Regions from separate parts of the Homo sapiens genome. Here region 2 is linked to region 1. A link is an interaction called in ENCODE POLR2A ChIA-PET data of the cell type or tissue named here. Cell type or tissue: endothelial cell of umbilical vein. All regions are shown on one strand. Links, peaks and the distances in the headings refer to the core of each region. The heading gives the core; the rest is flanking DNA. Region 1 overlaps MRRF (mitochondrial ribosome recycling factor). Region 2 overlaps NDUFA8 (NADH:ubiquinone oxidoreductase subunit A8).

Region 1 (2,915 bases), core at 157-2,656:
TTAAATAGTGTCATGGGCTAATAGTGAATTAAGTTATGGTAGACCCATATTATGGAATACTGTATCACAATGAAATAATAAATTGTATCTATTATGTACACACATGGACAGATGACCATGATTGTTACAGGGTAAGAAAAAAAAGCAAACATCAGAATATGAATAGTTCCCCTCTCTCCTTCTAAAAAATTATATGGCCGGGCGCAGTGGTTCATGCCTGTAATCCCAGCAATTTGGGAGGCTGAGACAGGTGGATCACCTGAGTCAGGAGTTCAAGACCAGCCTGGCCAACATGGTGAAACCCCATCTCTACTAAAAAAAAATAAAAAATTAGCTGGGTGTGGTGGCGGGCGCCTGTAATCCCAGCTACTCAGGAGGCTGAAGCAGGGAAAACTGCTTGAACCAGGGAGGCAGAGGTTGCAGTGAGCCGAGATTGCGCCAATGCACTCCAGCGTGGGCGACAGAGCAAGACTCCATTGCAAAAAAAAAAAAAAAAAAATTATATATGGCCAGGCAGAGTGGCTCACACTTGTAATCCCAGCGCTTTGGGAGGCTGAGGCAGAAGGACCGCTTGAGGCCAGGTGTTTGAGACCAGCCTAGGAAACAAAGCAAAAAAAAAAAAGCCAGGTGTGGTGGTGCATAGCTGCAGTCCCAGCTACTCAGGAGGCTGAGGTGGGAGAATTGCATGAGCCAAAGAGTTCAAGGCTGCAGTGAGCTATGATTGTGCCACTGCATGATGGGCGACAGAGTGAGACACTGTCTCAAAGGCAAAACAAAATGAAACGAACACACACACACACACACACATATATGCACAGAGAAAGGAGGTCTGGAAAGATATATACCTAATTTTAAAGGAGTAGGGCCTGGTGAGATTTTTTTTTTAACTTTCTGCATTCCAACTTATTTTGTAATTTCCAACACACACACACACACACACACACACACACACACACACACACACACACACACACCAGACAGGAAAAAAATTCTCAAATTCTCTCTGGCCTGAATATTTCATAGGACTTTGAAAGTCATTAAACTGAATAGAAGAGGTGGTTAATTCTTCTGGCAAGTGTGAGAATTTCCATACCCAGTGTTTCTTTTTGAGAGAGGCTGTAGGAGAGAAGAGATGGAGAATGAATTGCTCCAGCATTACTCATTCTCAGCACATCCAAACAGGTAGTCTCATTCTTGTCCCTGTCACCACTACAGCCCTGACACAGAGTCACAGAGAAACTCTTTGATAAATGTCAACTGAAATTGAGTAATCATCTGAAAGCCATTTGCTGAGCTGTCTGACTGCCCTGGGCTCGAGGTTTTCCTTTATTCATTTATCATGATACAGCTTTGGCCAACATACACACAGGAGAGAAATTGTTGACATGTGGAACCCAAGTACAGAAAATCTTTCATTTTCCTCCCTGTCTGTTCACCAAATAAGTTTTTGTTTATTTAAAGACTACAGAGGATTTGGCTGTTAAGAACCAAATGCCTTTGGAGTGGAATTACAACATAATTTATCATTTCCTCTGTTTATTAAAAAATCCTGCATCTTTGAGAAGCACATTTGCAGTGAGTGGGGGATTTCGGCCACTCATGAAAGACTGTTGCAAAGCCCCTGTCATGTGGCTTACCCCAAAAGAGGCTCCTTAATTGCTCTATCTATCCCTGCTCTTCCCCCAGCTGACTTCTGATCATGTGATGACCACTTAGGGCTGGTGGATGGGGTTAGAGGACAGGTAAGTGGGGCAGGAGACTGTGTTAGTTTAACTTTGACCCAATTTTGACCTTGAATCCTCACTGCATGTTTCACCAGTGTAAGTAAAGAGGGAAGTGCAACCCTTATTACCTCCAGCACAGGAGAGAATCTGGAGGAAGTCAAAGAGCAAAGAGAAGTTGGATGTTGCTTTGAAAGAACTCAGCCAGGCCTTGCCACCACCAAAGTGGGCTCCATTCTGAAAGCAGACACCTTGCAGAACTGGAATGAACTTCCTACTTTTCCACCCAATAGATTATTATAGACAGCAATTTAGTTCAGTGCACTATGTACCCCCCCAAAACAGGGGTCATATCTTTCCCATTTTTGTATTGCCAGTACATAGTTCAGCACCTGACAAACAATTGGTGCTCACTAAATGCTAATGAAGGCAGCAGGACACAGTGGTTCCTTCCAGATTGGTGAGGTGCTGAGAGAGTGTGAGCCCAGAGAAGGCATGGAAGCTCCACACCCTCTCCCTCTCCCTCAACCTTGCCCTGTGTACCTCCTTCATTGGGCTGTTCAGCTGTATCTTTTATAATAAACCAGTGAACGTGTTTCCCTGAGTTGTGTGAGCTGTCCTAGGAAATTAACTGAACCAAAGGAAATCAAGGACTCTAGTTTGTAGTTGGTCAGTCAGGAGTATGGGTGGCCCAGACTCATGACTGGCATCAAAAGTGTTGGCAGTCTTGGGAGATGGAGCCCTCAACCTGTGGGATCTGACACTATTTCCAGGTAATGTCAGAAATGAATTGAATTATAGGATACCCAGTTGGTGTCTGCTGGAGAATTGCTTGGTGTGTGGGGGAAACAAACTCACACACCTTGTCACAGAAGTGTTCCATGTTGAGTGTGAAAGTACAAAAGGAAAAAAAGTTTGTTTTTTTCCTTTTACATTAGCACATCAGGCCTCAATTTGAATGCCAGCTCTGCTACTTGCTAGGTGTGTAACCCTGCACAAGAAACTTCACCTCTATGTAAATGACGCTGACAATGAATCATGAAAACCTTCTACCACTGATCAGCTTTGCTTTGTTACTTTGGGCAAATTACCTAATACTGTCAAGACTTAGTTTTCCTATTTGTAAATGAAGATAATACACATCTCTTAAGTTTACTGTCAAGATTATAAATAATGCCTAGAACTATACCTAAC
Region 2 (2,915 bases), core at 150-2,649, 180 kb after region 1:
GATCGCTTGAGCTCACGAGTTCAGGACTAGCCTGGGCAACATTTTTTTTGTTTTTCTTTTTGAAGTGGAGTCTCACTCTGTCACCCAGGCTGGAGTACAGTGCCACGATCTCTGCTCACTGCAACCAGTGCCTTCCGGGTTCAAGCAATTCTGCCTCAGCCTCTTGAGTAGCTGGGATTACAGGCACCCGCCACCATGGCCAGCTAAATTTTGTATTTTTAGTAGAGAAGGGGTTTCACCATGTTGCCTGGGCTGGTCTTGAACTCTGACCTCAAGTGATCCACCTGCCTCAGCCTCCCAGAGTGCGGGGATTACAGGCATGAGCCACTGTGCCCAGCCAATTTCATAAATGTCTTTAATTCCTTAAAGGAGCTGCAAATACCAAGGAACCACTAGTGGATCATTAGGAACCATCTGTACTTATGACAGGGCGGTGGGATAACTTTCAAAAGCAAACAAACGAAACTAGTAGACTTGAAGACTTAGGTTCCAGCTTTAGCTCTGACATTAGTGTGTATCTTATCTTAGGCATGCCAACCTCCCTGGTCTTCATCTGTGCACTAGAGATAATAATGCCTCATAAGGTGGTTATAATAATAATTGGGTGATTGTATACACAAAAGCTCTGTTCCCAATAAAAGGTTTCTGAATTTATACATCTAGGAAGATGAATCTGGTCATTTTACATGAGGTGACTTAAGAGTTCAGCCCAGTAGAAGAATAATCAGAAGACTGCTGACAGCTGTGGCCTTATGTCTTCTTACTTCTCTGGGCCTATTTCTTTATCTTTAAAATGACAGCAGTTTCTGCTGGCTTTCCAGTTGAGATTTTTGTGACCATCAGGGGATACTGTGAGTGTAAATTATCTCTCTCCCTGTTGCAGTTTAGTACTTCACCACTCTCCTGGCTTATTGGCTCAGCTCCCCAATTTGGGTCTTGCCTCTCTCCACTTTAGCTTTCACACTTCCCAGCCTACAGAGATGGGATTTAGTTACTGCCGTGCTTCAGTGGCACCTGTTAACCGTCAGGTTAAAACGCAAACACCTTTGCATATCATTTAATACCCTTTATCATCTGGCCTGTCCACCACTGTAGTGTGGTATTAAGAAGCACAAGCTTTGGAGTAGGCATATCTGGCTTTGTGTACAATTTCTTCCACTATTAGCTAGGTGGCCTCAGTGAGCCCCTGCAGAATGACCTCCTAAGAGTGAAAATGGAATGGAATCATGTGCTCAGCATCATTTCTAGCAATAAGTTCTTGGTGAGATGCTTCATCTCCCTCCATTCTTCATGCAGCCTTTGATTCAGCCATTCTGAAGACATGCCTGCCTATCTTCATATGTAGTCTTTCCTTGGAATGTCTTTTCCTCCCTTGCCTTTCTGACTGGCTCCTGCTCAGACTTTAAGCTAAGTCTTACCTCCTTAAAAATATTCCAGACCCCCAGCCTTCAGGATGGGTTAGATGTGCACAGTCCTTGCTCCTATAGAGGCAGTTCCTGTCTCCATCATTGCCATTAGCCATCAGGGTGATTTGGAAATCTTGGTTGTTATTCCTGGCTTTCTCCCTCACTAGACTGTGATCCCCTTGAGGACAGTATCTTGTTCCCTTCTGTATCCCTAGTTTCTACCACATGGAATGACATAAAGTAGGCTTTCCTGAGTGTTTGTTCAATGATTAAATACGTCTGAATGTGATTTGCTGGGAATTTAAGTCGGGGAGCAGTTGTAGCAGCGGGAGCAATGAGGAGACACCAGGAGGCGCATTGATGGTTACAGATTCCTCCACCCTAGCTTTCAACTTTGCTTTTGCCCTCTTCACCCTTCCCAGGTCACCAAAGTGAAAACAGATCGACCTTTACCGGAGAATCCCTATCACTCAAGACCAAGACCGGATCCCAGCCCTGAGATCGAGGGAGATCTGCAGCCTGCCACACATGGCAGCCGCTTTTATTTCTGGACCAAGTAAAGATGGGTCCGTGGCCCACACTCGGTCATGTGCTCAGACAACGACTGATGAAAACGCCCATGCGGTTTGCATCGACTGATAGTGTGTTCTTTCCGGGATCACAAACATTAACAAAAAAGTTAACTTATGTGACTTGGCAGTTATTCTATACCATTTCCTGTCCATTAAAATTTTTAAAGGAAACGGTTGTATTTTATTATGTTTTATGTGACCTTTTGGCCTTTAAAGATGACTTCCCCTTGCTTTTTTCTTCTTGTGGTCCTGCCTGTTCCTCTTGCTTTGCTTTAGGCACTCGCTCATGTGGCTGGGGATCCCTGTTAGAACAGGCAGAAGTGGCCATGTGAAGGAAAGGCTTTGTTACTTTAGGCAGCTCCTTGGGGTGTGTCTGTGTTCACACATTTTGAAGTCTCAGCTCTCTTTCCTTCCATCCAACGTCTTAGGCAAATAGATTTCTCTAAAGGTCATACAAGGGGAGCCTCCAGGATAGAAGTGCAGAAACTTCTTTGAGGCATGACTCGGAATGGGAGGGGCCCCTAGCAGGGTCTCATGCAGTCTTGCTCAAAGTTTCTTGAAGAACCGAACTTCCACCACTTCCCCTTGATATCCCATCCTCAAGCATTATAACCCAGATGTTTTTCCTGATAGACAAGGGAGGTGGAGGCTGAACTTCCAGCTCCAAAGCCAGGAAGTCTGGAGGTCTGAGTGTCAATTCCAACCTTGGGTGTGTTCCTTAACCTCTTGCAAGAGGTTGAGTTTGAGGACAAACTAAAGGGCACATGCTTATCTACCTCCTGGGCAGGTTAAAGCCACAAGTGTTTATAAAGCTCTTTGGTTCAAAGCACTATTATGTCTTTTTTCCCCTTTCATTCAATTCTTTTTTCACTACTAGGCTGTTTCCTCCACATCTGACTGGGTCATTTTATGCCTTCTGGTTATGGCTTTAAATTGC

The links. Peaks named below come from ENCODE experiments on the same cell type or tissue, not always from the same donor. Only the 100,000 strongest peaks of a DNase experiment are listed, where the experiment ranks them.
Region 2: POLR2A ChIA-PET joins it to region 1 with 5 read pairs; 1 of 35 experiments calls an interaction of 5 or more read pairs at or near these places.

What each region holds. Positions count from the first base shown.
Region 1 is chr9:122,323,691-122,326,605 of GRCh38, reverse strand. MRRF (mitochondrial ribosome recycling factor) reads right to left here. Exons shown (of 7, transcript NM_138777.5): 7 at 1-2,915. Among named protein-coding and RNA genes, the nearest start is that of PTGS1, 46 kb to the left of the region's middle. In endothelial cell of umbilical vein, for the core only: no CTCF peak of the experiment used is centred there; a DNase peak (open chromatin) is centred at 1,365; H3K27ac peaks cover 415 bases.
Region 2 is chr9:122,143,292-122,146,206 of GRCh38, reverse strand. It overlaps NDUFA8 (NADH:ubiquinone oxidoreductase subunit A8), which reads left to right. Exons shown (of 4, transcript NM_014222.3): 4 at 1,829-2,149. The coding sequence ends at 1,966. Among named protein-coding and RNA genes, the nearest start is that of NDUFA8, 15 kb to the left of the region's middle. In endothelial cell of umbilical vein, for the core only: a CTCF peak has its summit at 1,185; DNase peaks (open chromatin) are centred at 1,196, 2,136 and 2,366; H3K27ac peaks cover 851 bases.